Linked DNA regions of Homo sapiens: all the other regions are linked to region 6. Evidence: chromatin contacts called from ENCODE Hi-C or POLR2A ChIA-PET data. All regions are on one chromosome and are shown on one strand. The core of a region is the stretch at or near the end of the contact, and the rest is flanking DNA. Distances in the headings are between cores, read along the strand shown.

What was found. A loop is a pair of places that touch in the nucleus more often than their neighbours do. ChIA-PET counts read pairs that join two places held with the same protein, here RNA polymerase II (POLR2A). Pooled maps may share reads with other maps.
Region 1: a loop to region 6 is called in a map of chondrocyte, with 4 times the contacts of the local background. The contact joins the promoter of HCG15 here to the promoter of ZNF165 in region 6. A Hi-C loop is called at or near these places in 2 of 168 maps with a recorded cell type or tissue (chondrocyte and naive thymus-derived CD4-positive, alpha-beta T cell) and 10 of 50 pooled maps.
Region 2: a map of CD4-positive, alpha-beta memory T cell shows a loop between it and region 6 (5-fold over the local background). The contact joins the promoter of LINC01556 here to the promoter of ZNF165 in region 6. A Hi-C loop is called at or near these places in 1 of 168 maps with a recorded cell type or tissue (CD4-positive, alpha-beta memory T cell), 1 of 37 single-sample maps with no recorded cell type and 11 of 50 pooled maps. POLR2A ChIA-PET finds 5 or more read pairs at or near these places in 1 of 52 experiments (AG04449).
Region 3: a map of naive thymus-derived CD4-positive, alpha-beta T cell shows a loop between it and region 6 (6-fold over the local background). The contact joins the promoter of HCG14 here to the promoter of ZNF165 in region 6. A Hi-C loop is called at or near these places in 2 of 168 maps with a recorded cell type or tissue (CD8-positive, alpha-beta T cell and naive thymus-derived CD4-positive, alpha-beta T cell), 1 of 37 single-sample maps with no recorded cell type and 10 of 50 pooled maps.
Region 4: a map of heart right ventricle shows a loop between it and region 6 (4-fold over the local background). The contact joins the enhancer-like site here to the promoter of ZNF165 in region 6. A Hi-C loop is called at or near these places in 2 of 168 maps with a recorded cell type or tissue (HepG2 and heart right ventricle), 1 of 37 single-sample maps with no recorded cell type and 15 of 50 pooled maps. POLR2A ChIA-PET finds 5 or more read pairs at or near these places in 2 of 52 experiments (RWPE1 and activated B cell).
Region 5: a map of naive thymus-derived CD4-positive, alpha-beta T cell shows a loop between it and region 6 (13-fold over the local background). The contact joins the promoter of ZNF391 here to the promoter of ZNF165 in region 6. A Hi-C loop is called at or near these places in 2 of 168 maps with a recorded cell type or tissue (CD4-positive, alpha-beta memory T cell and naive thymus-derived CD4-positive, alpha-beta T cell), 1 of 37 single-sample maps with no recorded cell type and 13 of 50 pooled maps.

What each region holds. Positions count from the first base shown.
Region 1 is chr6:28,981,271-28,986,161 of GRCh38, reverse strand. HCG15 (HLA complex group 15) reads right to left here and starts at 1,413. Exons shown (of 3, transcript NR_135289.2): 1 at 1,178-1,413. It overlaps TRF-GAA1-2 (tRNA-Phe (anticodon GAA) 1-2), which reads left to right and starts at 4,418; the gene lies at 4,418-4,490. TRE-CTC1-6 (tRNA-Glu (anticodon CTC) 1-6) reads right to left here and starts at 3,963; the gene lies at 3,892-3,963. RefSeq lists a cis regulatory region at 4,709-4,891.
Region 2 is chr6:28,940,768-28,945,867 of GRCh38, reverse strand. It overlaps LINC01556 (long intergenic non-protein coding RNA 1556), which reads right to left and starts at 2,084. Exons shown (of 1, transcript NR_103538.1): 1 at 1,330-2,084. It overlaps TRL-AAG2-2 (tRNA-Leu (anticodon AAG) 2-2), which reads left to right and starts at 2,165; the gene lies at 2,165-2,246. TRM-CAT3-1 (tRNA-Met (anticodon CAT) 3-1) reads right to left here and starts at 1,293; the gene lies at 1,221-1,293. TRL-CAA1-2 (tRNA-Leu (anticodon CAA) 1-2) reads right to left here and starts at 4,815; the gene lies at 4,711-4,815. It also overlaps TRQ-CTG1-3. RefSeq lists enhancers at 3,900-4,469, 5,041-5,100.
Region 3 is chr6:28,895,089-28,900,089 of GRCh38, reverse strand. It overlaps HCG14 (HLA complex group 14), which reads right to left and starts at 3,560. Exons shown (of 2, transcript NR_104117.1): 1 at 3,360-3,560; 2 at 2,770-2,979. TRL-CAA1-1 (tRNA-Leu (anticodon CAA) 1-1) reads left to right here and starts at 3,762; the gene lies at 3,762-3,867. RefSeq lists enhancers at 3,248-3,883, 4,519-5,001 and a silencer at 4,294-4,457.
Region 4 is chr6:27,167,314-27,171,893 of GRCh38, reverse strand. No RefSeq gene overlaps it. Among named protein-coding and RNA genes, the nearest start is that of TRT-AGT6-1, 7.3 kb to the right of the region's middle. Within about 2 kb of position 3,118, at least 3 of the 41 ENCODE cell types and tissues checked have a DNase peak (open chromatin) inside an H3K27ac peak, as active enhancers do.
Region 5 is chr6:27,385,872-27,390,708 of GRCh38, reverse strand. ZNF391 (zinc finger protein 391) reads right to left here and starts at 1,950. Exons shown (of 3, transcript NM_001076781.3): 1 at 1,634-1,950.
Region 6 is chr6:28,077,117-28,082,141 of GRCh38, reverse strand. ZNF165 (zinc finger protein 165) reads right to left here and starts at 1,574. Exons shown (of 4, transcript NM_001376491.1): 1 at 1,172-1,574. RefSeq lists enhancers at 1,129-1,248, 2,049-2,118.

The sequences.
Region 1 (4,891 bases), core at 164-2,663, 900 kb before region 6:
GACGGCTTCTCCCACGGATCAATCGCGTAGGTGGTGGTGGTCCCTGACAGCTGCAGCTGCCTGATCACTGCTGGATCTGTGATTCTAAAATTCTGAGCAGTAACGAGCCCAAGCGTGCACCTGAGGAAAGAGTAAGGGCACACAAAGTCAGAACAAAGTATGTATGTATTTGAGCCAGGGCCTCGCTCTGCCACGATCAGAGCTCATTGCGGCCTCGAACTTCTGGGCTCAAGAGATCCTCCCGCCTCAACCTCCGAGCAGCTGGAACTACACGTACACGTGACCGCGCCTAGTTTTTCTTTCTTTTCTTTCTCTTTCTTTTCCTTTCTCTCTCTCTCTCTCTTCCCCCCGCCCACCCCCCCCCCTTTTTGGTAGAAACGGGGGTCTCGCTTTTTTGTCCTGGCTGATCTCGAAATCCGAGGCTTCAAGCGACCCTCCCGCCTCCGCCAGAGGAAGAATGTAAACGGGACAGGAATGTGTCTCTGCTCCCCCGCCCTGGCGAGGGACTTGCTAGTATCCTCTATCCAACTGCTGGCTGAATGTGTTCTCTCTAGGAATCGAGGAGGACTGCCTTTCTCGCTGGTTCTATTTCAGTCCCGATCCCACAGCTTCAGTCCAACCGGTTTGCTTTGTTTGATAGGCTGGGCATGAGAGTGAGATTTGGAGCTATCCTCACAGATTCCTGGAAGTTGAACAGATCTCTGATGAGTCCTCTCTTTAGAACTAAACTGATTCCCCCAGGACCTACCAACTTGAGGAATTTTCTGGGAAGCACTTAGGTACCTGTACGGACTTGTCAACAACTGCCATACGTAAGAGACTCTAATTCCAGCTTTACTGTGCATGACCAGAAAGCTTGAAATTGAAATCTTGATGCCATCCCATAGTTAACCGAGATTTTCCAGGTTTATATATAGTTCAGAATTCAAAGTTCTGAAAATCTAAGAGCTTTCACAACTCTGCGCTTTTGCTTCTCCTGAGACGCTTGTCCTGGAATGCTGGTTTCCATTTTGTTCCCTAATAAAAATCTTGTTCATTCTTCAAAGCCCACTTCAAATAGGGTCTTCCCCACCCCACCTCCAAATCTCCCTCTCTCTCTCACATACACACACCCCATTGTATTTTTCCACACTTCATTTTAGCAGGTAACTCTGTGCCCAATAGAAAATTTACTCACTTGGCGGGGCGCGGTAGCTCACGCCTGTAATCTCAGCACTTTGGGAGGCCGAGGCGGGCGGATCACCAGGTCAGGAGATCGAGACCATCCTGGCTAACACGGTGAAACCCCGTCTCTACTAAAAATACAAAAAATTAGCCGGGCGTGGTGGCGGGCGCCGGTAGGCCCAGCTACCTGGAGGCTGAAACAGGAGAATGGCGTGAACCCAGGATGCAGAGCTTGCAGTGAGCCGAGATGGCGCCACTCCACTCCAGCCTGGGCGACAGAGCGAGACTCTGTCTAAAAAAAAAAAAAAAAAAAAAAAAAAGGAAAACTTACTCACAGTATCTGTCTCCTTCATTCCCCAAGTACGGTGAGAAGAATGATGATGATGATAATATTAATAACACGGATTTGGATAATTGGCTGACTGCTTTTGTGTATTATGTTATTGACTCATCGCAACTTTATATAGTAAATACTGTAATACTTTTATTCCCATTTTACAGTTGAGAAAATTGGGATTTGGGGGGTGTTAAGAGGTGAGATTTCTGTCTTGGTCATTTTTCATTTTCCATAGTGACTAGTGTAGTACAAGCCTACTGGCTCTGAATATTTGCAGATTGATTCCTTGACCCTAGCTGTTGACTTTTTTTTTTTTTTTTTTTTTTTTTAGTAGTCTTTCACATTCTCTTTCCTCCTCTTGTCTTGATGCATATTTTGGTTTTGTTATATTTTTTCGACGTTCTCTCTGAGCTGACGAGTAAACGGTAGCAAGTCTGGTGAATAAACAGAACCTACCGTGCCAAAATTAGGGAATTTTTTTTCCTATGGACAATGAATAATAGCTCAGATGAGAAGGAAAGAAACTGGTAGCATTCGAAGAAGAGTTCTTTTTCTCTAATCCAATTAGCTTTATGTGGAAAATGAAAGAAAAGAAAAGAAAAGAAAAAAAGAGGCATTAATCAAGATAAGTTAAGCCAGACAGTTCCTTTCACAGGGGTCCCAACCAGACTGTTTTCTGAAAGCAGAGGCATAAAAACTAATGAAGCAAGAGATTCTTGCTGCACATAGAGGAGACAACGTGTGATATCACGAAAAGAGGGTGCTTTTCAAGAACTGATCACCAGCAGGCCTAGAGGGTTGAATTCCTATGAAACATTAGATTAAAAGGCTTCCGTATATACAGGAATTTTACAAACCATATTACTTTTATGTCTATGTCAAAATAAGATTTCTTAGTCAAATTGATCTTATGTATGTGTCAAAGTTTATTAATTCAAGGACAGAACTGACAAGATGACAAAAGAGTGTCCCATCTCAAGGAAGTTTTGGAAACTGTGAATATATGGAGCCAGGGAAGAGAAGAGAAAGTGCAATTAATTAGAAAAAGTCCTGCTTCATTTAACTGGATCATAACAACATCACATCCTGGCTGGAAGCGGTGGCTCACGCCTGTAATCCCAGCACTTCGGGAGGCTGAGGCGGGTGGGTCTCTTGAGATCAGGAGTTCGAGACCAGCCTGGCCAACATGGTGAAACCGCGTCTCTACTAAAAATACAAAAATTAACCTGGAGTGGTGGCACGTGCCTTTAATCCCAGCTACTCGGGAGGCCGAGACAGGAGAATTGTTTGAACCCGGGAAACGGAGGTTGCAGTGAGCTGAGATCGGGCCACTGCACTCCAGCCTGGGCGACAAAGAGAGACTCCATTTCAAAAAACAAACAAAAAATCACATATTCCATTTGTTGGTGAAATAAGATCAGGAGCACCACGATCTTTGTTTGGAAACTTGTAGAGAAGTCATACGTGCCCCAAACTCTTAGCAGATATAAGAAAGAAATAATAAGCAATAGCTGCTCTTTAGACAGACCAAGAAACAAAGATTCATGCCCCGATATTGTCAGACAGGAACCAGTTAGCACAGGGTCACCAAACCTTGTCAGGAGAGAAACAAAAAGTCTGCTTTTTCTCCAGTAGCTCTCGGTAAATTTACCAAATGTGCATTCAGAGATGGTGCTGAATTCATTGTTTGCCTGTTTCTCAGTTTTGTGACAGCAGGTTTTAATTTCATGTTTATGACCTTCTCCTATCCTCTCTTAGGAAAAAAACATAATTTGTACCTTCATAGGGGAAAAAAGGTTGAAGCGCTGGAGAGATGAAGCAGTCCTGAAACTGCTTTGGCCCAGAATATTAAATTACTGTGTAGGTATTTCTAGGGCTATCCCCTAGCGCCCAGTTGGAGCAGCGTGAAACTTACAGAGAAATCCGAGGAAGATAGAGTAGGTGTCTAAACCACCGAGGCTCTAGCAGCTTCAGAAGCTTGAACACAGCGATCAAATCTCCCAGAAATGACTTCGCCATTTCTTCTCTGTCATCTTCATAACTGTCTTTTCAAAAGGTTATGCTAATCTCAACTAACTCCTAATGGATTGTCTCCGGAATTTCCCGCTTACTGAATCACCCAATTGAGTTAAAAATGTTAAAGCGCTTACTTAGAACAATGCCGGACACTCGGTCTACGCTAGATTAAGTATTCATTAATAAATGTTTTAAAATAATTGAAAATTACATTGCTTGTCATTTTGTACCTGGAATACTAAAACAGGAACAGGGTTTCTATGCAGAAAATGCCTCCTATGAAAATTGAAAGTTAACTTATCCACAATTTGCTGTTTACTCAGAGATTTCGTTCCTGGATGAAAGAATTTGGAGGTTAAAACAGAAAAACCTCATTCCCTGACCGGGAATCGAACCCGGGCCGCGGCGGTGAGAGCGCCGAATCCTAACCACTAGACCACCAGGGAAGCTGAAGTAGGTTTATTAAAACATATTTATGAAGCGAGAACTCAACACATACGCACACAGTTGACTTCTACTTTTCCGACGAGTTAGTGCACGGTCATGCTCTCGTATTCACTGACCTCCTGTTTTGCACCAACCAATAAAATCTGGACGGCAGAGGGCGTGGCAATGCCATAAGAGTAATTTGGGAAGTTCGTAACTGGATGATGGAACGTGCTCTGTTTCGATGTGTGCATTCAACCGAGAATAAATTGTAGCATCAATTTGTAATTGTCTTCTTGCTTTTCTTTGCATAAAGTGGTGAGCCATTTGAAGAACGAAATAATTTTTTAATTTGTCTTTGGTTCCTTCGGAGTACCTGTCATTGTGGGTTTTTTTTTTAATAAATACCTAATAGTAAATAAAAAACATAAGTAATAAATTCATTAAGCCTTATTTTTAAGTGGCGTGGGCGGAGCCGAAATAGCTCAGTTGGGAGAGCGTTAGACTGAAGATCTAAAGGTCCCTGGTTCGATCCCGGGTTTCGGCATGAGAGCGCTCGGTTTTTTGTGCCCACGGCAATACAAATATGGAATTTTCCTTCTACAATACAGAAACACTCCTTAGAACCTAAAATGGGGTCATATTTTTCTCAAATTCATAAAGGAAATCGCAAGAACACTGTGGGATACGTTTATTTCTGTAGCAGAACTCTAGGTATGGGTTTCAACATCTCACTAGATAAAAGAAGAAAAGGCAAACGTGCTGAAAGAAGTTTAATCTTGAGCAATACTAATTACATTTTATTTGCGACCTCTGTTCCCTCAATAAATATTTATTAAGTGAATTGTTAGTGTTATGCGCGCGTCTAACTGAAGAGACAACCTGAACAGGCTAAGTGTGAGCAACAAGCTGTTTATTCACTCTGGTCCGAGCGGGCTGAGTCCGAAA
Region 2 (5,100 bases), core at 835-3,334, 860 kb before region 6:
CTGGGCACACCATGGTAACTCAGAGGTGATAACTACTGGGAAGTAGCTACCACCTTGTAGGGCTGGAAGAACAAAAAGGAAGAGGTTGAGACCACTGAGGAAAGGCATCCTGGAGTGCTAAAGAGGACGCGCTGCAGCTGGACTACTACTTACTTATGTAATGGACAGTGAGACATTCTGGAATGCATGAAGAGAACAAATAGAGATGGGATTCAACTGCCATTGTTGGAGTGACCTGACAGGAAGAACAAAATTTAGAAAGCAGCCCCTGCTTCTCTCCTCTTGCTTTCTAGTCTCTTTCTGGTTCCTCTTATTGACAGAACACAAGAGGAAGCCAATGGGCAAAGGAGTTTGGGAAATATCATTTGCAGGCGCCCAGCCCCAATGTCACAAAACAAAGTATATAAGGGTGATTTTAAAGCTGAGAGGGAATGGATTAATAGGAACACAGCTTGGAACAAAGTAGGACTCAAGAGCAGGACATTAATGATCAGTCTTGCTCATTATTATTTGAGTCAGGGGCTCATCTTGACTGTAAATATCAGCCTATCTTCTTCACTTCTTGTTTCTCTTTTTACCCCTTCCTGCATCTGGTAGTTTGGATGATTTAGATCCAGTCAACAGGACTGGAAGCAAGAGAAAAGGTCCAATGCAATGAGACTGAGGGGGGAGTTTTTTGTCAGTTTTTTGTTTCCTTTCTTTTTTCATATGGAATGTTATTGGTGGCAACCTGGTGGTAAGCCATTCCAGAAGAATGGTAAAAGATAACCAAGTCAGTAATTGATAATTAGATTCTATACCTTCCACACCCCTAGTACAACCCTCCACCCACTTTTTCTTATCTCAGCACTCTAAAACTGGCAAGTTTCTTGACTCTGGTGTTGTTAAAACAAAGACAATTGCCAAGCATATCTGAAAAACATTTGAAAATGCTACCAGCTCTATCTCCAATTGGTATGCAGGGCGGGAGGGGAGATGAGAATTTTGGAGAATTTAATTCTTAGTGAAAATCACTGTTTTGTAACTGAACATGGTTCTATTAAACAGCAATTACCCGTTCTGTTCCATCAAAGCAATGTCCTTAGATTTTTTTTTCCCTTACCAGACATATTGTACACTTTTCTATAGAGAAAGCAGAGAAAGAACAACGTTTTGTCAACTTCCTTTGTTGTCTTACTCATTTTGGATCAAGAAGAAGTAAAATGGCAAAACAGACGCCTTGCCCCCTCTGAGGTTCGAACTCAGGACCTTCAGATTATGAGACTGACGCGCTGCCTACTGCGCTAAGGAGGCAACTGTCTCTCCCGCTTAACCAACGGCTCTACCAAGATGATTATGAGGCATTTTAATAAGGTTTTACGTTCTCTGAATTACAGTGTTTCAAAATAAGGCGTAACTATGATTCAATTCACTTCTAAAACACTTTGGATGACAAAACTACGTAGTACAAGGCAGGGGCCAATTCCTAAACCAACCTCGTTCTCCCACAGACCTTCCTAAGGAAACTTTAAGGGCTGCGAAGGCAATTGAGTCTGGACTTTGCGAAAGGCCTTCCTGTACGGGGCCCTGGATTTCTCATCTCATTTCTGGGCCAGGAACGAGGAGTCTTTCCCTCTATGATTAGGGCTTTCGTAGATGTACCGCCTCTGAAACGAAGACAAGACAAATAATAATGAGTTCACTCTTTTCCTCCCTTGTGAAGTTCCGTGGAGACACTCGGTCCCCTGAAGTGGATGAAGGGCGAGGGGAGGAGGTCTCAGGATTTTTCCTCGCTTTTCTTAGAAGCAACAGGCTCAAACCAAACGGTTGGCCTTGCTTACTCCTGAAGTCGAGAGGCTTACTCCCTGGAATCCAAGTGGATGTGGAGCCCATGGCGTCCTCTGGCGCTCTCGGTCTCTTCGACCCCTTTTTACTGTGTTGATGATAAATGGGGCAGGATTCCCCTCCTGCACCACCTGCAGCATCCTGTCCAGGATCCATCTGGGAGCTGAGAAGAAGCAAAGTGTCAGGGATCGGGGGTTCTCGGGCTATGCTGAGAAGCAAGGAATGCTGAAGAAGGGGCCTGAGGGAAGGGCTTATGGTGATGTGGGAATGGGAATGAAAGGACTGGAAAGGGGCGACAGTCACTTGGGTGAAACTGAAAGCGGCGACGCACCCTGTGGGTGGTAGCGTGGCCGAGCGGTCTAAGGCGCTGGATTAAGGCTCCAGTCTCTTCGGGGGCGTGGGTTCGAATCCCACCGCTGCCAGTGTGAGGTATTTTTTTTTTCCCCCTCGTCATTCTGACCCAGTAAAGTTCCATTTTCAAGCCTTGTGTGGGCAGTTCTCACAGCTTCCTAAGTGAGACAGGTTCCTCTTCTGTTTTCCTAGGGGCCACAGATAACACCCATATGTACAGTCCCACAAACGGTGCCCAAATGTTTCTCGATTTAGGGGCTCAGACATCTCGTCCCCTAGTTATTCCCTTCAGTGGCCTTCATGTGTTTTCATTCACTTTGCGAAATTTGTGAACCAACCAAGGGCAATCCTAAGGAAAAAGTACAACCTTCTTAACTCCAGACTCAAGAATAAATAAGCCACGCACGCTCATCTGCCCTATTTTCCATTGTCTTCTCCAAGGGATAAATGTGCTAAGGCTGAAAAAACAAACGAACCAACAAAAGAAACAGTCACCAGACACCTAGAGCCTTTCCCGCTTCACCTATCCTCAGAGAGCAGTTTAAGGTCCTTAGTTGAACACAGTTGAAGAGTTAGCTTTTGAGATTCTGTTATCTTCTTAAACAGTAAACATTTTTTTCTTTTTTTTTTTTAAGAAATAAGGTGGAGGCTCATAGAATAGAAAGAATAACACCTGTTTTAGGGAAGAAGGACTTGATCCGTTATTTACCTGGATCTGGGGTAGTTTAGACCATCTTTTAAGGCTAGGAGACTCGAGGAGATAGAATGGAGAGTTTTTGTGTGCAGGGAGGTGGGTAGATGCTTAGGAGCACTTTACAGTCGCCTAGGCAGAAGTCTTCTAATTTCACTGCTTCCTTCCTCACCTTCCAAAAGATGTATCCAATACATACTAATTGAGCAGATATTTTGTAACAGGCACCTTGCTTGAAAGGATGAATGCCAGCAAATGATTCCAGGGTTCCTTAGCAATTTAGTCTTGAGAGACTAGAGAGGCACATTAAGCATAGTTGACAAATAATTAATATTAAGATTGACTAAAGTAGTAATTTATATCTGAGTATTTCTTCCAGACACGCTACGTATATATGTGGTCTATTTGTTATATGTTGTTCTCACAATTACTAGATAAATAACCATGTTATCTTAATAAAGTTAAGATTTGAAAAAATGAATTACTACATCCAGCACTATAACATCCTAGTTTGGTCATCCATACTAAAGGACACCTATATGTTGGGTCATCTGGACGCTAAGATGTCCACCTGGGAGCTGGGACCTGGAAAGGCAAAAGAAGATAGGAGGAGGAGGAGAAATAATTATTCCCTTTTGAACTTGTAAAATTTAGCCTAGCAAGTGAAGGCAAAAAAGAAGTCTAAAGTCTCCCAAAAGTCTAAGCTGGGCTGTCCCACTGAGTATTCATTCATTCATTCATTCATTCATTCACTCATCCTTTCATTTATGCATTCATGCAACAAGCATTGGTTGAGCTTCTACAAAGTAGCAGACCGTGGGCTATCAAAGACTACTGAGACTCAGCCCTGCACTTAAGGCATTTTGGAGGAATGCGGGAGACAGATTTTAAAAATTTAAGCCCATGGTTACAACTGAGGGGCAGTGCCAAGATACTCGGAGGTTGTTCTAGAGGCATCTGTAGGTATCGTACAATGAATAAATAAGACTGTAGAAAGTAGATAGTATATTTTTTCTTTTCTCTCTTTTCTCCCTTTCAAACCGTGAGACTAAAATTCAATTCACCTTTTCGTGGGCTGGAAACGAAAGAAAATAAAAATCTCCAGGAATAACCATATTCCCAGATCAGTATACTGCCCTGCCCCGAAGGATGGAAAGAAATCTGGGAGAAAGGCGCGGTGGAAACAGTGTGTGAGCCCTACCCCTCCCATCCCTGCGTTTGGCCATCCAAAACAAAAAAACTGCCCCTGCAAAATTACTTTAAATCAATTAGTAAGTAGAAGACAAGAGAGACCCCAGGTGGATCGAGTATCCATTTTTTGTTAAGTAGGGTTCCATGGTGTAATGGTTAGCACTCTGGACTCTGAATCCAGCGATCCGAGTTCAAATCTCGGTGGAACCTTTCATTTCTCTCCTTTTGCCTTGTTTCCGATAACCTTGAGCGTGAACCTTGCTGCTTTCAATTTCAGTTTCATCACTTTTATTTTTGATGGTTTCTGGCCGTGAGGAAAAACATGTAATCTGCGGTCCCAATAACCTATGAGCTCAGGGCCAGTATGTAATGATGGAGTCTGTATACATGTCTTTCTATTCCTACCTAGTCTAGTTTCCTCCCAGTACGCCTCTGGGTGAGTGCTCATGTGGTAAATGAATGCGCCTTTTAACGAACTGACCAAAGCGGGGCAAAACGTGATTCACTACTAAACAGCGAACAAGACTGAAAAGCAAGGGGGCAGACCTCATTGAGAGTGTATCATTTTAGTTAGAATAAAAAAAGTTGAGGTAGAAAGAATGAAAACACAGAAATGGCTGAGAAAGTAGAGTAAAAGGAGAATAAGATAGTTGTGTCAGAAGTGGGATTCGAACCCACGCCTCCATTGGAGACCAGAATCCTCAACACGAGGAAGCCAAGCTTGAGTCTGGCGCCTTAGACCACTCGGCCATCCTGACACCTGGGACACTTACCATCGCAAATTAATATAATCTTCGATTGTAATGAATGCGTAACCAGCGTTAAGTCATTACTACGTTCGCGATTTAATGAAAGAAATGGAAAAGGAAATTCCTACAAGTGAACAAAACGTTCTATTTAAATGGAATCAGGAACCGTGACTCAGCTTGCGAGGCTCTCCTACCAATTCAGGCTAGAATTCAGCGTTTCTCGCCCTTCGCCCCCTTCTTACACTTCCCTGCACGCCCCGGGTACAGGGGCGCGAGCATCCTAACAACCCAGCC
Region 3 (5,001 bases), core at 2,311-4,810, 820 kb before region 6:
GGACTCATTTCAAGGTTGGAAATTAAATCCTGTTTTTTTGTTTTGTTTATTTCATTTTCATAGACCGCCATTGTTAGCTTCTTTCCTTTTTAGTCCCTCTGCTTCCCTCTTTAAATAATTTGTCAGGCCTTTTAAAATTCCTCTTACAGATGTTTTCATAAAAATGTAGAATGGCCTGTGGGGAGTCTTATTGTGCAATAAATATTATTAGTAAATAGTTAAAATATTGACATATTTAATTATATTTTACCTTATTCCAAAAAGGACTTAAAGCCATTTAAAACATAAAATCATGTCTGGGCTCGGTGGCTCACACCAGCACTTTGGAAGGCTGAGGCGGGCGGATCACCTGAGGTCAGGAGTTCAAGACCAGCCTGGCCAACATGGTGAAACCCCATCTCTACTAAAAATACAAAAATTAGCCAGGTGTGGTGGTGCATTTCTGTAATCCCGACTCGGGAGGCTGAGACAGGAGAATTGCTGGAACCCAGGAGGCGGAGGTTGCAGTGAGCCAAGATTGCACCACTGCACTCCAGCCTGGGCAGCAGAGCAAGACTCCATCTCAAAAAAAACCAAAACAAACCCATAAAATCAAGACATCAGGAGTTTAACATGCCATAAAGGAAGAAAGAAAAAATACGGCACAGCCGGGCGCGGTGGCTCACGCCTGTAATCCCAGCACCTTGGGAGGCCCAGGCACGCAGATTACGAGGTCAGGAGTTCAAGACCAGCCTGGCCAACATAGTGAAAAACCCCATTTCTACTAAAAATACAAAAATTAACTGGGCATGGTGGCACGAGCCTGTAGTCCCAGCTACTTGGGAGGCTGAGGCAGGAAAATTGCTTGAACCTGGGAGGCAGAGCTTGAAGCAAGCCGAGATTGCGCCACTGCACACCAACCCGGGTGACAGTGCGAGACTCCGTCTCATTAAAAAAAAAGATGGCACAAAAAATGACCAGGATTAGAAGTGAATCTATAGTATGAAAACTACGAGGACACTAAATGTGGGCCACAGTTGGGTTTTAAAAATTGACATGGGAACATTGTTAATTGTATAGCTTCTAGTTTCTGTAAGATGGAAGTAACTAAATGTTTAAGGGACATAATGGGATTCTTGTTAATAAGAGATAGGAATTTCTGCTTGGGTTCTTGGTAAATAGAAACTGTATCCCAAGAGTTTACTTTTCATAAAATAAGTCTTACAAATCAATAAGGAAAGATGGACACCTCATAAAAATTTGGTAAGCAATTTACTGAGGAAGGAGTATAAAAATCCTTTAAACATGAATATTGGACCTCACTAATAATCAAATCAGAAAAAAAAGGGGGGGCGCTATATCATTTGTTACCTATTAAAATGTGCCAGGAGCGGTGGGTCACGCCTGTAATCCCAGCACTTTGGGAGGCCGAGGCGGGCACATCATTTGAGGTCAGGAGTTTGAGACCAGCCTGACCAACATGGTGAAACCCTGTTTCTACTAAAAATACAAAAAAAAATTAGCTGAGTGTGATGGCTCATGCGTGTAGTTCCAGCTACTCGGGAGGCTGAGACGAGAATCACTTGAACCTGGGAGATAGGTTGCTGTGAGCTAAGATCATGCCACTGCACTCCAGCCTGGGCAACAGAGCAAAACTCCGTCAAAACAAACAAACAAAAACTGGATAAACATTGATGTAGGCCGGGCGCGGTGGCTCACGCCTGTAATCCCAGCACTTTGGGAGGCTGAGGCGGGCGGATCAAGAGGTCAGGAGTTCGAGACCAGCCTGACCAACATAGTGAAACCCCGTCTCTACTAAAAATACAAAAATTAGCCGGGCGTCGTGACGGGCGCCTATAGTCCCAGCTACTCGGGAGGCTGAGGCAAGAGAATGGTGTGAACCCGAGAGGTGGAAGTTGCAGTGAGCCAAGTCGTGCTACTGCACTCCACCCTGGGTGACAGAGCGAGACTCCGTCTCAAAAAAAAAAAAAAAAAAAAAAAATTTGATGTAATGGTTTCACTTTTAGAAATTTAAGGAAATAATCGTGGATGTTTGAAAATATTTATGTAAGGATAGTTTTTACAGCATTGCTGATGAAAATAAAAAATTAGAAATAATCCAGTTTTCAAGAATACCACTTTGATATGGAATATGTGCAGGAATTAAGATTTATGCAAAATATAGTACTTAGCAAGTATATATTCATAATATATTCATTTAGAAAGCAAGTTAGCAAATTATTTACTACACATGACCATTTTTGGAAAATGTATACCATATGAAAGACTAAATATATAAAAATGTTAATAGTTACCTCTGACTAGTGAGATTATGGATGATTTTAATTTTTGACATGTTTGTATGTTCTACAATTTGTGTGTACTTTGCAATTAGAAAAAAATAATTATAGTTAGGGTAAGATTACAGTTGCCATGTTGGGAATCACTTCCTGGACAATTTCCTTCCAATCGAAAGAAAATATACAAATCTCATGTATTGGAGGGAGACTGGGGAACCAGTGTTCACTGTACTTCTCACTACTAATTTTCTCTCTATCAAAAATAGGATATGAAACCAAGGAAGTCTGTGGAAATTAAGATAGAGCCTACTGAAACTCAGTTATTTCTCCATGCAGAAAAGAGACCTAACTTTGCCTTACAAAAAGGAAATTTTTTTTATATTAACAAATACAAAAAGTAAGCTATTAGGACAAAATCTAATTAAAATATCCAACTTTATATTTCCTCTATCTGAACCTCACAGCCCCAAATACAAGAGTTAAGACGGTTGAGTTAAAATGTATTTATTGAACCTCTACCGTGTTTGCCAGGCACTGTTACCTGGACGGCATTGGTCTACACATGTTATTTTAGCGGTGTCGCTGGCCTCTAGGGGCTCTTGTTCTAGTGGGAGGGATGATTTCTGTTTAGTTTCAGGGCTCCATTAAAATTTGTGACCTTGGGGCTTCCCGGCCTGGAGCTCAGATTGCTTGGCGAAGGCTGAGAAACAGAAAAGTGGATCAGGCGATGTGGTGCACTCCCCTTAAAAACTACCGCTGTGTTCCCCGACCTGGCAGTGGTCACTTGGAGCCCATTAATCGGGAACATCCGAGAGCGACAAGGAAGGCCGCGGGCGAGCGCGTCGCTCGCGGAGTTTCCCCGGACCTGGGATCGCCGATCCCTCGGCGCGGACACCAGCCTTGCCCATGTGGTGGTCCCTGTGGAGACCTTCCCAGCCGTTCCCGGCTACCACTTTTAGAGCCCAAGACAAACTTCGACGAGTGGCAAGGCAGTGACAAATGGAACCAAAATAGAGGGGCTAAAAGGGGACCTTCCTATAGAACCGGGGTCTTTTGTTAGGGTTTTGTTTTGTTCCTCACCATCTTCCAAACAATGAAGTCCTGGGGGAGGCTAACCACGATCAAGATTTCAGTAAACATCAGACACTGGAGAGCCGACCCAGCGACCGAAGAAGCAAAAGATCTTCTTTCCTTCCTGAAATCTGGGCAGGCTGGGAGCAAAAAAAAAAAAAAAAAAAACCCGCACACGTTTTTCGAGATGGCGATAACAGTTATAAGGCCCGTAAGAGACTTGATCCAGTTTTATGCAGAAACATTTTCTAGTCCTGCGAACCCTTTTGCTTTTTCAATCCACAAGTGGCTTTCTGCCCTTCTGTTACCAAGCAACCCTGACGTCATCGCGTTTCTGCGTGCGTGCACGACACAGAATCATTGCTTGTTGATCTCTATTTTAGTGCAAAAATCAGGGCTGTTATGCAGTGTGTCAGGATGGCCGAGTGGTCTAAGGCGCCAGACTCAAGCTAAGCTTCCTCCGCGGTGGGGATTCTGGTCTCCAATGGAGGCGTGGGTTCGAATCCCACTTCTGACACATACTTTTCTTTTTCCTCTCCTTACTTTAGAGATATCCTGATCTCAGCAGTAGGCATAAACAATTACCAACGTATATTTTTAAGAATCGGCTTTTAGGTACCGGGCGCGGTGGCTCACGCCTGTAATCCTAGCACTTTGGGAGGCCGAGACGGGTGGATCACGAGGTCAGGAGATCGAGACCATTCTGGCTAACACGGTGAAACCTCGTCTCTACTAAAAATACAAAAAAAATAGCTGGGCGTGGTGGCGGGCGCCTGTAGTCCCAGCTACTCGGGAATGAGGCAGGAGAATGGCGTGAACCCGGGAGGCGGAGCGTGCAGTGAGCCAAGATCGCGCCACTGCACTCCAGCCTGGGGACAGAGCGACACTCCGTCTCAAAAAAAAAAAAAAAAAAAAAGAATTGGCTTTTAAATTTATCTCAAAGGGCTTGTCCAAACTAAAAACATTAAAAGCGGAAGCATCGCGATATTTTTACGAAGCCGCGAGATTTGGGCCAAAAAACGCCTAATTAAAGGCAGAGGTTACTAGCGATTGGTCTCTGTGCTGCAGTGCGAGATAATCCTGATGTCGCGGGATTCGGAACGCAGATAGCTTCCTGCCTCGCCGAGGGAATGGAGAGAAGGGGCTCTGGGCGGGTTCTTTTCCCGCTTCTCGACCAGGCTCACACTCTGTGTCTCAGATCCAAGCCCTCCCCTAGATATTTCCTGGAGCACTTTCCTACCAATCTCACAACGCTGTGGCTCGTGACAGTGCAGTCTCTTTAAAAATCTTACACAGGTCCTCTGCTCTCCTATTTTCAAAACTCATGTAACCAGTTCTCAAAAATGTCTTTCGTAAATTATGCACATTCACACTCGTTTTGGCATCTGATCATTACCGTTTTGTCAGTCAAAATTGAGTACCATTTTAACCATTGAATGAAATATGAAAGCTGTACGTTCCTCTCGCAAATGTAATCACCGTGAAAAATTTATTGTATTTTTTACATTTCTTTTTTCTCTGCATTCGCATATATATATAACATTTTGTTTTTTTTTTTTAACAGAAATGTAGTCATGCTATGACATTTTTCACTTAATATATCTTGGGTTCTTTCCATGTGGAACACTTATTCTTTTCTTTTACAGAAGAA
Region 4 (4,580 bases), core at 1,869-4,368, 910 kb after region 6:
GAGGCTGAGGCAGGAGAATGGCGTGAACACAGGAGGCGGAGCTTGCAGTGAGCAGAGATCGCGCCACTGCACTCCAGCCTGGGTGACAGAGCGAGACTCCTTCTCAAAAAAAAAAAAAAAAAAAAAAAAAAAAAAAAACCTTCATGGTAGGGCAGCAGGCTGGGGACCCAGGGAAGAATTGATCATACAGCTGGAGTCTGAAGGCATTCTGCTGACAGAATTCTTTTTTCCTTAGGAAACATCAGTTTTTTTTCTCTTCAACTGATTGAATGAGGCCCATTCACATTATGGAGAGCAATCTGACTCAAAGTCTACAGATATAAATGCTTATCCCACCCAAAAAATACCTTTACAGAAATATCTAGAATAGTATTTAACTAAATGTTTGGGTACTGTGGTCTAGCCAAGTTGACACATAAAATTAACCATCACAATATCCCATGTTCAAAGATTGGAAGACTTAGTATTATTAAAATGGCAATTCTGCCCCAAAGCTATCTAAAGGTTTAATGCAATCCCTATTAATATCCTAATAACTTTTTTTTTTTGCAGAAATGGAAAGGCTGATTCTAAAATTCATATGTTATTGCAATCAAAAGAAAAACAGGCTGGGCGTGGTGGCTCGCGTCTGTAATCCTAGCACGTTGGGAGGCTGAGGTGGGCAGATCACTTGAGGTCAGGAGTTCAAGACTAGCTTGGCCAACGTGGTTAAACCCTGTCTTTACTAAAAATACAAAAATTAGCCAGGTGTGGTAGTATGTACCTGTAGTCCCAGCTACTTGGGAGGCTGAGGCAGGAGAATCACTTGAACCTGTGAGGTGGAGGTTGCAGTGAGCCAAGACCATGCCACTGCACTCCAACCTGGGCGACAGAGTGAGACTTCATCTCAAAAAAAAAAAAAAAAAAAAAAGAAAAGAAAAACAAAGTTGGAGAACTTGTGCTTTCTGATTTCTAAAGATACCACAAAACTACAATAATAAAAATGGTGCAGTGCTGGCATATATACATATAGATCAATGAGAGTTCAGGAATAAAGCCGTATACCTATGACCAGTTAATTTTTGACAAGGACCAGCAAGACAATTCAATGAGAGAAAGAATAATCTCTTCAACAAATGGGGTTGGAATAACTGAAAATTCACAGGTGAAACTATGAAAGTGGATCCCTACCTTGTACCATATGGAAAATCTAAATCAAAATGGATCAAAGACTTAAATGGAAGAGCTAAAACTACAAAATTCCTAGAAGAAAAAATAGGAATAAATCTTCATGACCATCAATGTGACAATGGCTTCATAGATATGACACTAAAAGCACATGCAACAAAAGGAAAAATAGGCACATTGGACTTCTTGAAATTAGAAACTTTTGTGGATCAGAGGACATATCAGAAGAGTGAAAAGGCAGCCTAAAGAATAACAGAAAGGCCGGGTGTGGTGGCTCACACCTGTAATCCCAGCACTTTGGGAGGCCAAGGTGGGTGGATCATGAGGTCAGGAGTTCAAGACCAACCTGGCCAATGTAGTGAAATCCCATCACTACTAAAAATGTAAAAAATTAGCCGGGAGGCAGGAGAATCGCTCAAACCTGGGAGGTGGAGGTTGCAGTTAGAGGAGATCATGCCACTGTACTCCAGCCTGGGCGACAATGTGAGACTCTGTCTTAAAAAAAAAAAAAAAAAGAATGACAAAATATTTATAAATCATATATCTGGTAAGGGTCTAGTGTCCAGAGTATATTTTTAAAAACCCTTACAACTCAACAACAAAAAGAAAACAAACCAATTAAAAATTGGGCAAAAGACTTGACTAGGAATTCTTTCAAAGAAGATATACAAATGACCAACAAGCACATGAAAAGATGATCAACATTATTAATTATTAGGGAAATGCAAATTAGTGAGATACCACTCCATACCTACTTGGATGACTAGAATTAAAAAATCAGGTAATAACAAGTGTTGGCGAGAATATGGAGAAACTGGAACTCTCATACATTGCTAACGGGAATGTAAAATGGTGCAGCCACTGTAGAAAAGTTTAGTAGTTCCTTAAAAAGTTAAACATAGAATTACCATATGAACTCACAATTCCACCCTTATGCATATAATCAATAGATTTAAAAGCAGGTTTTCAAACAAATACCTGTACATGAATATTTATAGTATTACTGTCACAATAGCCAAAAGGTGGAAGCAACACAAATATCCATCAACTGATAAAGGCACAAGGAAAATATGGTACATCTATACAGTGAATATTATTCAGCATAAAAAGTAATGAAGTACTCATATATACACAACACAGATGAACCTCAAACATTATGCTAAGCAATAGAAGGCTGACAGTGTATGATTCCATTTAATGAAATATCCAGAATAGGTAAATTCATACACACAGAACTTAGATTAATGGTTGCCAGGATTTGGGGAAAAGAACAATGGGGAGTGACTGCTTAATGAGTATAGAGTTTGCTTTTGAGGTGATTAAAATGTTTGGAAGTGGATAGAAATGATGACTGCACAACATTGTAAACATACTAAATGCCACTGAATTGTACAATTTAAAATGATTAATTTTATGTTATGTAAATTTTATCTCAATAAAAATAATGAATACAGATTAAATATCTTATTTTGCTGATTCAGTGAAGGAATCAGACAGATGTTATAACCAGTTTAAAGGGAAAGTCAAAAAACACAAATTTATATGGAGTAGAAGAATTACATTGGAAATGGAGAGAAAACTGGTTTTTCCACTGTGGGAGGAAAGTTGTGTTAGTCTATTTTGCGTTGCTATCAAGGAATAGCTGAGGCTGGATAATTTATAAATAATAGAGGTTTATTTGGCTCATGGTTCCGCAGGCTATACAAGCATGGCACCAGCATCTGCTCAGCTTCTGGTGAGGCCAAAAGGAGCTTTTACTCATGGGGAAGGTGAAGCAGGAGCAGGCGCCTCATGGTGAGAGAGGGAGCAAGAGAGAGAGAAGGAAAGTCCTGGTCTCTTTTTAAAGTCCAATCTGAGATTCCTCGTGAGAACGCTCAGGTTTAACAACCAGATCTCTCACACAAACTCATTACTGAGGAGAGGGCACCAAGTCATTCATGAAGTATTTACCCTCATGACTCAAACACTTCCTCAGGCCCCAGCTCCAACATTGGGGATCATATTTCAGCATGAGATTTGGAGGGGACAAACATCCAAACCATGTCAGAAATCAACTGAAACTGTACTGGACAAGATAGAATTTGCATGCCTATTAATTTACAAAAAACTGTAAAATAACTCAAAGATAATAAAAGGCTAGAACCTGATATCCCAGAAGCATATGCTGTATTTAGACGATGCATAGTTTTCATTTGAAACAAAATTATTTTCTTACAGACTTACCCTCTTTTGACCAAAAATAATCTCAAAAGAATATTCTTGTCAAAAAAAGGATAATATTCTTCGTCATAAAATAAGAATGAGGTCATTAATTTGACCTGATTACATCTGTGAAGCATATAGGCTGTCTTAAGTTTGCTTTGCTGGAAGTTTTCACAAGGAGTCACAGATTGGACTTTAAATAAAGACTCTTATTATTTGTTTTCGTTCTTAGTTGCTTGTTCAGAAGCCAAGACCTCATGACCAGATTTAACCTGCAGTACTTGTAAATTTGAGTGAATACCTCTCTTCTCAAAGTCCCTAAAACATTCTGAGTTTCTTGGGCCTGCCAGGAAATGTCCTTCTATAGACACTCACTTAGAAGGCTAGGAACACTGGAAACAAGGTATCAGGCTAGTTTCCTGGAGATTGCTTTGTAAGTCTCCATAACGTCAACCTTACTTTTTAAAAAATGTGTGGTTATACCTGATCAAATGAACACCATTTTCAAATGCGACATTTGAGGCAAAGCCTTGGTTGCATGACCAGTGTTTCCAATTATGTCCTAGTGAAAAAAAGGACAGATTCTTACTGAACCTATGCAAATACCTATAATGCCATGAAAATAAGAATACTTAATAAGAGTTTCCCAATTTTAGAGAGGTCAGGTAGGGACAATAAGATATTTACAAATGTTTAATTTTAGTTTACAAAAGCAAAGTCTGCTAAATTGTTATGAGTAAATGGCTCATAACATAGATAGCTTAAGAGGAGAGGCCGGGCGCGGTGGCTCATGCCTGTAATCCCAGCACTTTGGGAGGCCGAGGTGGGTGGATCCTTGAGGCCAGGAGTTCAAGACCAGCTTGGTCAACATGGTGAAACCCCCGTCTCTACTAAAAATACAAAATAAAACAAAACAAACAAACAAAAAATCGGCCAGGAGCAGTGGCTTACGCCTGTAATCCCAGCACTTTTAGAGGCTGAGGCGGACGGATCACGAGGTCAGGAGATCGAGACCATCCTGGCCAACATGGTGAAACCCCGTCTCTACTAAAATACAAAAAAGTAGCCGGGCACTGTGGCGCGCGCCTGTAGTCCCAGCTACTCGGAAGGCTGAGGCGGGGAAATCGCTTGAACCCGGGAGGCAGAGGTTGCAGTGAGCGGAGATCGCATCACTGCACTCTCAGCTACTTGGGAGGCTGAGGCAGGTCAAT
Region 5 (4,837 bases), core at 701-3,200, 690 kb after region 6:
AAGATGCTGTCAGAGGATTTATGAGTCTCCCTTCAGCAGCTGCTGCTCTAGAGCATGGAGAGATGCATTCTTTTTCCTGGCTTTGGAGGATGTATGTAAGATGGGAAAAGGAAGTCTAGCGGATGTGACAAAAGTTTCAGGGATAGCCCCCAAACATATTTCAGAGATGCTAGGAGGTTAGGGCTATACCTTTATCCAGAGTCCATCCAAGGGATTCCTCCACCATAATGTGGAAAGTTGCCTCTCCTTTTCTCCTTTCTTCCTCATACTTTCATTATTTGAGTCACCTTACTGCTCTCTGGATACTGTATCCCTACAAAATCATTATTCTCTTAAGTGGTCACAACATGCTGCAGCCCTAGCCAACCTGGTGGTTTGCTATTCCTTTATGTGACTCAAACTTTTTAGCACTAACAGCGCTGGCCACCACAGTTACCCTAATTATCTAAAATTCTTTTGACATTGCTTGTCTCTCCTATAATCAATTCCTGATCCAGGGATAATTCTCCTTTATTTTCTACCCCCTTCAGAAGGAAGAAGGTTTTGAAGGGTCAGGAATAGGGCTTCTCTGGGTGCTTTGTTTTGTGGCACTAGGTTGATTGCTTCCTGGAGCCTTTGCCAATCCACAAAGCAATCAGCAGAACTGCCTGGGCAGCCTCAGTTTAATCACAGAATAGAGAAAATCTTGTCCTACCAAAGGTGATCTTCAGGTAACAATGTTCCCAGATATTGGCTCAAAGCACAAACTCACACATAAAGCACAAACTCAATGATCCACAGTAACTGTCAATACACCCACAACAAATAATTAACAACTACTTTATTCAAGTACCAACCTTCATCATCAGAAACATAAACTAAGGACTGGCACTCAAGCAAGTACTTCTCTTTTTTGGGGGGGAGGGGCGCGGAGTTTCACTCTTGTTGCCTACGCTGGAGTGCAGTGGCGTGGTCTCTGCTCGCTCCAACCTCTGCCTCCCGGGTACAAGTGATTCTCCTGCCTCAGCCTCCCGAGTAGCAGGGATTACAGGCGCGCGCCACCACTCCCACCTAATTTTTGTATTTTTAGTAGAGAACGGGTTTCACCGTATTGGCCAGGCTGGTCTCGACCTCAGGTGATCCGCCCGCCTTGGCCTCCCAAAGTGCTGGGATTACAGGCGTGAGCCACTGCGCCCGGCCAAGCAAGTACTTCATCTCTGTGTGCCTCAATTTCCTTATCTGTAACATGGGCATAATAATAGTACATTACTTCATAGGGTTGATGCAAGGATTAAATGAGTTAATGCAGGTAAAAACTCTTGGAGCAGTGCCTGCACTCAGTAAGCACCTGGGAAACACCCCAGTACCGAAGACCTCCCTCGCCCAGCTAGAGGGGAAGCAGGGAGCAACCCTGCTCTTTTTCATCTCCCAGGGATACACCCGGGGAAAACCACTGGCTGTCACTGCCGCAGAGGGACTAGGCTGGCCCGCCAGTGAGACGAGCGCTGGGGGCTTCATGACCCCACGCCACGCGGCGTCCCAACCGTGGAGGTGCCTCCTGACCCGACCTGCAGCCAAACCACACGCGACCCTTTCGCCCGTTTCCTTCGAAGAACCCGTGTTTCCGCTTTCCAGAACCTCTAAGAGCACCCACCTTGGTCCCGGGGCCCTGTAAGCCTCACTCACCGGCCGCCTCCGGCCGAGTACCCCCGACACACCCCGGGCGGGTCCCGCACTTGGAGCGGAACCTGAGTGCGCTGGGCTTGGGGAAGTCGGAAGGATTAAAGAGAAACCCATGCGTCGAACCGCTGCTCCAACGCCCATCAGGTTCCCTAAGATCACAGGCACTCTTCCACTCAGACTGCTGCTGATCATGCTCTGCTCGGTATGCGGGACCAGTCATTGTCTGGGCAGTCGCCTGGACCTAAGTCTCCTGACGCGGACGACCAGTTGCAAAACAGAGACCACACTGAGACTGAGCAACGTATCAGCAGCGGTCGCAGCTCTGCGCTTGCGCCTGAGAGCCAGCTACAGCAGGGCTGTGCTGGGATTCACTTTCGTGGAAGGTTTTGCAAAGCCCCTCCCCTGGTATGCGAGAGGCTGAGAGGTTGGCGCTAGAGGCAAGAGGAAGGGGGTCTGCGAGAGGTGCCGAAGACCACCTTAATACACTGCAAAGTATAGCCTAGACCGGTGGTTCACAGAGTTTTAAATAGCGTACACAAATAAATCACCAAGTGAGCTTGTTAAAATACAGCTTCACAAGATTTACACTCCGAGATTGACTCGTTGGCCCGGAACATTGCATTTTCAAGGGGCACCCCAGATGATTCTGATGCAAGTGGTCTCTCCAGCCTGTCTGGAGAAACTGGCTCCGTTGCACAATCTAGTTGCTTAAATACTGTTAAATGCAAGACATGTCTCAAATTTCACCAAAAGAAAAAAATGAATAAAATCAGGACACTACCCTAATCTAGTAGATTTTTTAAAATTCCAGATAATTTTAATATAAGGTAATGAAGTTGCACAATGTGCCCTGGGAGTTCAGAGCAGGGGAAACTTATGGAACGAGGGACACTGGAGTGGTTTGACTAATGGAAGATTTAATGGAAAACATAAAGGAGGGCAACCTTACAAATAGTTGAGGAACTAGAAGAGTGGAAAGCATGTGCAAAACTGCAGGTCTGATACATGACAGCTGTGCACAAGTACCATAGAAACATCAAGTAAGTATAAAGCATGAGCCATGAAGTACAAAGGAGCAGGATCCAAATTATAAAGCTGGAAAGAATTAGATAAAGTCTAATTTTATCATTTCCTATTTTTAAAAATTAAAAACACTTTCAAACTGTGGTAAACTATGCACAACATTAAAGTTACCATTTTAAAGTCATACAGTAAAGTTTTTAGCGTATTCACAACAGCACCGTCACTATCTAATTCTAGAACATTTTCGTCATCCCTAAAGATGCCCATTGAGCAGTCTCTATTCCCTGCTCCCCACAGTCCCTGGTAACCTTTATTTTACACTATGTTTCTATGAATTTGCCTGTTCTAGATATGCCATATAAGTAAAATAATACAATATTTGTCTATTTATGTCTGGATTATTTTTAATTAGCATAAAGTTTTCAAGGTTCATTCATACTGCAGCATGTATCCTTCATGCCTTTTAATGGCTAAATAATATTCCTTCGTGTATATGTGTGTGTTTATACACAAACAGTGTATAAATATACATACATAATATTTTGTTTATCCATTAATCTCTTGTTGAACACTTGGGTGGTTCCTGCCTTTTGGCCATTGTGAATAATGCTGCTGTGAACATTGGTGTACAAGTATCTGAGTCACTGTTTTCAATTCTTTGGGTATACACCTAGGCATTGAATTGCTATATCATATGGTAACTCTGCAATCAGCTTTCTAGAGGAACCATCAAACTGTTTTCCATAATGGCTGCATCGTTTTACATTCCCATCAGCAGTGCAGGAGGGTTCTAGTTCTCCACATCTTTGCTAACACTTGTTAACTTCTGTTTTGTTGTAGTTGTAGTATTATAACCATCATAATGGGTATAAGCTTTATCTCATTGTGGCTTTAATTTGCATTTCCCTAATGGCTAGTGATGTTGAGCATCTTGTCATGTACTTATTTGTGTGTCTTCTTTGGAGAAATGTCTGTTCAAATCCTTTGCCTATTTTTGAATTAGGTTTTGTTGTGTTGCATGAGTTTTTGTATATTCCAGATATTCTTCTTCAGATATGATTTGCAAATATTTTCTCCCAGTCTGTGAAGTTTTTCTCTCTTTTGATAGTGTCCTTTGATGCATAAAACTTTTTAATTTTGATGAAGCTCCATTTATTTATTTTTATCACCTGTGCAATACTTGAAAATTACATTGTCTAATAAAGATTTTTATGTTTTCTGCTAAGAGTTTTATAGTTTTGCTTCTTAAATTTAGGTCCTTGATCCATTTTGGGTTAATTTTTGTAGATGGTGTAAATACTACAACTTTATTATTTTGCATTTGGATATCCAGTTTTCCCAGCACCATTTGTTGAAAATACTGTCCATTTCCCATTGAATGGTCTTGGCACTTGTTGAAAATCAATCAATCAACCGTATATGTGAGGTTTATTTCTGGGCTCTCTTTTCTATTTTATTGGTCTATATTCCTATTCTTATTCCAGCACCACACTCTTTAGGTTACTGTAGGCTTGTGTAAAGTTTTGAAATTATGAAGTATGTGTCTTTAAACTTTATTCTTTTCTCCAAGGTTTTCATTGGTTATTCAGGGTAATTTGATTTTCCATGTGAATTTTAGGATGGGATTTTCTATTTCTGCAAACAAATGTTGAAATTTTTATAAGGAATACATTGAATCTGTATATCAAATTGTATTATCATCTTATCAGTAGTTAGTCTTCCAACCCATGAACATGGGATGTCTTTCCAATTATTTAGGTCTTCTTTAATTTCTTTAAGCAATTGCAGTATTCAGCATACAGGTCTTTCACTTCCTTGGTTAAATTTATTCCTAGGTATTTTTATGCTATTTCTAATATGTATATATTCATTGCCATAAATTCCCCCTAAGCACTGCTTTCACAGCATTCTATAAATTTTGATAAGTTGTGTTTTCATTTTCATGTAGTTTGAAGTATCTTTTAATTGCTCTTGGCATTTCTTCTTTGACCCATGTATTATTTAGAAGTGTATTGCTTAATCTCCAAGTATGTGGGAGATTTTCCAATGATCTTTCTGTTATTGATTTCTAGTTAACTCTAATGTCATCTGAGATAAATCATTGTATGATTTCTATTCTTTTAAATTTGTTAAGTTATGTTTTACAGCCCAG
Region 6 (5,025 bases), core at 325-2,824:
TCCATGGTATATTAACCAGAGAGTCTCAATCCCTTATATTTTACTGGGCCATTTCTTTGATATTTCTGGTTATGTTTCCTAGATGCGCTAACCAAGTAGTGTCCTAATGCTTAATGAGCATGATCTCATTTACCATAGTAAGATGGGTGTAAAGTAGGCCCATATAATCCGAATGAAATTTCAATTATGCTGAGCAGCTGGTTCTATGACATGTTATCTCAGCTGACAGTACTATCTCCAGGTGTTTTATCACTTCTCATCTATTTAAAACCGAGTCCCCCTAAAGCTGGTAGCTTTAAACTAATAAATATTGATTGAGCATCTAGTGCCTTATAATATTGTGTTAGGAGGACTTACAAAAATGGGTAAGCAGATGTGTGAAGAAACGCTAGGAGAACAGAGAGGAACGAGTAATTAATTATGATGAGAAAGTTGGAGGTTAAAGAGCAGGGCTCCTGATGGATGAACATGTCTTGGTGGGCATGTTGCGGGAGGGGAAGACGGGTGAGAGTTTTGTTGGTGGAGAGGGAGACAGTCAGGGGAAATCCGGTAGAGACCACAAAGCAGAACAGAGACTTCAAGGGGCATGCTGGTAAAGGCTCCCATAGTACCTTGTGTTTCTCAAGGGCAGGGGGTCAGTGTTGGTTTAACTGCATCCTCGGCACACAGGAAATACTATTTACCGTGTCAATAAATTTCAGGACAAGCGGGGTTGTCCCCAAGTGTCCTACAAAACGGCGGTTACTCTTCCCAAGGGAAGCAGGGGATTGGGGATGGTCCTCGCAGCAGTTTCTTTTCGCAGACAATGGCAGATCTGAGACATGTGGCACCCCTCCCCGTTCCACCTGGCTGGAATGGGCAACTCCTCTTACCAGTGACCCCAAATTCAGGATCAGTAGGACAGCCCCCACCCCACGCCACCAAGCCCTCAGCGCTCCACTATGACGTCACGCGCGGCGGCGGTAACTATGGAGACCGCCAAACCCTCACTAAATGCGTAAGCGCGCCTGCGTTCCCAACGCCGAAGCTGGTTCTACCTTTCTCCGGGATTCCTCTGAGGGCCAAGGTCTGGTCACCCAGAGGCTGCTAATTTCAAAGGCAATATGAGAGGGACTGGATGTTTGGAGGGGGACACGGGGCTGGACATCTGGATCCCCAAACCCGGACTCACCTCTCGGACAGGGCTGATTCCGATCGGACACTTCCGGTGGAAGGACTGAGCGGCGCTACACTTCAAGAATTCCGTCCACAGGGACTTGTGAGTCTGCGCAGAAGGCGGGATGCCTTTGGACTACAATTCCAAGAATCCTTCCTGGGTCTCTTCGGGCGCAGACTTTTCGCCAAAGTCCTGAAGATCTCAGGGCTTGAAGGAGGGGGCATCTTTTTTCTCCATTGTAGTAGTGTGTCTTGCTAAATAACAGAAGGGACTCCTGAAAAGAAAATGACGTTGGCCGGGCGCGGTGGCTCACGCCTGCAGTCCCAGCACTTTGGGAGGCCGAGACGGGCGGATCACGAGGTCAGGAGATCGAGACTATCCTGGTTTACGCGGTGACACCCTGTGTCTACTAAAAATACAAAAAAAAAAAAAAAAAAAAAAATTGCCGGGCGTGGTGGCACGCGCCTGTAGTTCCAGGTGCTCGGGAGGCTGAGGCAGGAGAATCGCTTGAACCCGGGAGGCGGAGCTTGCAGTGAGCCGAGACCGCGCCACTGCACTCCAGCTTGGGTGACAGAGTGAGACTCAGTCTCAGAAAAAGAAGAAGAAGAAAAAGATACACACTCGAGCACACATTTTCTCAGCAAAGCAATTTACTTCTATAGAAGGGTGCGTCTCACGGATGGAGCAATGGCGAGAGCACACCTGAACAAGGGAGGGGAAGGGGTTCTTATCCCTGACGCAGGTAGTCCCTAGTGCTGTGTCGTTCCCCTACTGGCTAGGGTTGGACCGCACAGTCTAAGTTAATTCCGATTGGCTATTTTAAAGAGAGCAGGGGTATGAGCCGGAGTGGTAGGGTGAGCAGTTTCAGTGGGAAGGACGGTTACGGAACAGGTGACTAAAGGTGACTCAGGTCAGAGCAGGTGACCAGGGGTGACTCAGGACGGAGCAGGTCACCAGGGGAACAGATGTGAACTACTGATTAGAACTGGTGGAAAAGGTTGTTTACTGAAACTAGAGGCAAGGAGACGAGGAAAATGAGGAAGTTAAAGTTTAAAATGGAGAACAAAGAATTGAACATACTGACATACTGATTCTTTGAAGAGAAATTTAGAACTCACTGTATTTAACAAGGAGTTCAAGGCCAGCCTGGCCAACATGGTGAAACCCCGTCTGTACTAAAAATATAAAAATTAGCTGGGTGTGGTGGTGGGCGCCTGTAGTCCCAGCTACTTGGGAGGCTAAGACAGAAGAATCGCTTGAACCCAGGAGGTGAAGGTTGCAGTGAGCTGAGATCACGCCACTGCACTCCAGCCTGGGCGACAGAGCAAGGATCCATCTCAAAAAAAAAAAAAAAAGTTTATTCGGGAATAGGAAATTGCAATAAGAATAGACGTGCCAGAGTAAACTATGTTTCTATTCAGGGAGGTAAAGGAAGACAAAGGTTTTTAAAGGAAGAATGGGGAGGATTATTTAATTGTTTTGAAATCATTATTCTTGACTACAAAGATCGGTAACGAGGATGACACCAGTCTGAGGTTAGACAAACAGTTGCTGGGCGGATGTCCTTGCAGAGGTATTTTTGGTGTAAGATGGGTTTTGCAGTCATATGTGATAGTTTTCTTATGAGGCATACAAGCCTGAGAAGTGTCTCTTCATAGCCCTCCCTGGCTCTATCTGTCAGATTATTGCTTTTGTTTTTATTTTTTAACACTAGTGGGCCGGGCGTGTTGGCTCACTTTTCTAATTCCCCGCTTTGGGAGGCAAAGGCAGGAGGATTAATTGAACTCAGGAGTTCGAGACCAGCCTGGGCAACATAGTTGGGACCTCGTCTCTACAAAAATTAAAAAAAAAAAAAATTAGTCGGGGGTTGTGGAATGCACTTGTACTCCCAGCTACTCGGGAGGCTGAGGTGGGAGGATCGCCTGAGCCCAGGAGGTGGTGGCTGCAATAGTGAGCTGTGATTGCACCACTGCATTCTAGCCTGAGTGACTCCTGCCTCTATTTAAATCTCAGGTGGTGAAATTGAAGCCCACGCAGCAGGGTTGCAACTGAAACTTCATCTCCTCTGCAAAACCTTCCTGCATTCCCAGACAACTTTTCTTCTGAGGCCTTGTTTGATTCATCCCCTTACCCCAGTGGAACTCAGATATTCAAAATGGTATTAATTAAAACCACTGGCTGTCATTGGTCCATGCATGGCCTTAAAGTGTGAACATTTTTTAATCCATTACCTAGTCTATAAGAACTGTAGATTGACAACAACTTAGATTTAATACTACTCTTTTTCTAGTCCCTCTCTATACTACCTCTCATCCGAGGAAACACTATCACAAATTTTGTATTTGTTGTTCCCTTGCTTTTTAACAAGATGATTCTATTAGATATGTACTGTTTTGTCCCCCAAAAGTGGTGGCAGGGGAGTTCACACAAGGGAGTGCCCAAAACCGTCCTAGTTGGGGCTGGTTGGGATTCCAAAGAAAGGAGCACTATGTGCCAAGGTGATCTGTCCAAAGCATTTATTAAGGGAACTTACATAGTGTTGCAGGAATCCTCCCCATGGGTGGTGAGAGAAAAGGGACATTCTACCTAGATATGTCTGCAGTGAGGGGGTCAGGGTATGGAGTTTATATAAGGGTTTAAAGAATTTGGCTCAGGGCCAGAGCTAGTTTCTTTCACTGTTTTCAGTGACAACTTAGATACCTTTATCAGTGCCTGGGAATGTTCAAGACCCAAGTTTGGGTTCAAGCATGCTGGGAAAAAATCTGCAGCTGGCTAGGTCACAGAGAGGTCAAGGCACTCTGATTTTCAGTCACAGAATAGTCAAGGCTCTGTGATTTCCAGTCAGAGATCCTGCAATCCATTTTCCTGACTGGCTCTTACAATCTCACATGCCCATCTCTTCCTATATGTTCCCTGAGCTGGTCAGAAAGGGTGGGATCATCGGCAATTTCTTTCCCCTGGCTTTATGAAACACTGCAAACAAAACCTACACTAACAGTAAATACAAGTGCACCTGACAAAATCTAAAATCACATTTTCCAAAAGGCTTCCTAGCAGAGCTTTCCACCAAGGACCCCATCCTGGAAAACATGACTTTGTGTAGACCACCAGGCATACCCTATGTGGTCAGTAAGCTGTAATTGCTTTCGTGAGTGAAGGACGGATTGATTAACTTCAGCTTCTTTGTCTAGAATATACACACAATGTTCACTTTTGTAAAGGGCACAGGTTCCCCCTTGCACAGATGTCAGCATCTCTAGGGCCATTTGGTTTTGTAGACCACTTTTTTCACTGCAGCTGTTTCAATGTTCAAGGCCTCCATACCATGTTTGGTGTTGTTCAAAGCTGTGGAGACAAATCTCTGAAGGGCTTCCAGCTTCTACACAGTATCAGAAGAACCTCCTGGAGGCACAAATATAGTCAATAAGTAATCCCACCAAGAAAAAACAGGTCTACTCCACTGACCTCTCCAGATGGACTCATTGAGGGATACAGGAATGGTGCCAGAGATTCTGGAGTCATCCAAGCCACCCCAGGGGAAGCCAGGGCTGGAGGTTAGTAGCAGAGAGCCACTGGGTGCCATCTGGGGCAATTCAGTATATTCCTGGCCTACAAGACTGTTTGTGACAAATCAATCTGTGACCTTAAGGATAATGGTGTGTTGGCATTGGGCAATTGGGAGGAAATCTAGGTACTAGGAGAATACCTTAGGTATTACCTGAATGTCTTTAGAGTGATTATGTTGTTCCCAACAGATCTATGCAACTCGAGAGCATCCTTGCTGTAAGGATGAGCTAAAGAAAGCCATCCCACATTTGCCAGTATGATCTCCATTGCCAGAACCTGGTGCTCTTCAGGGCAGTTTTCAC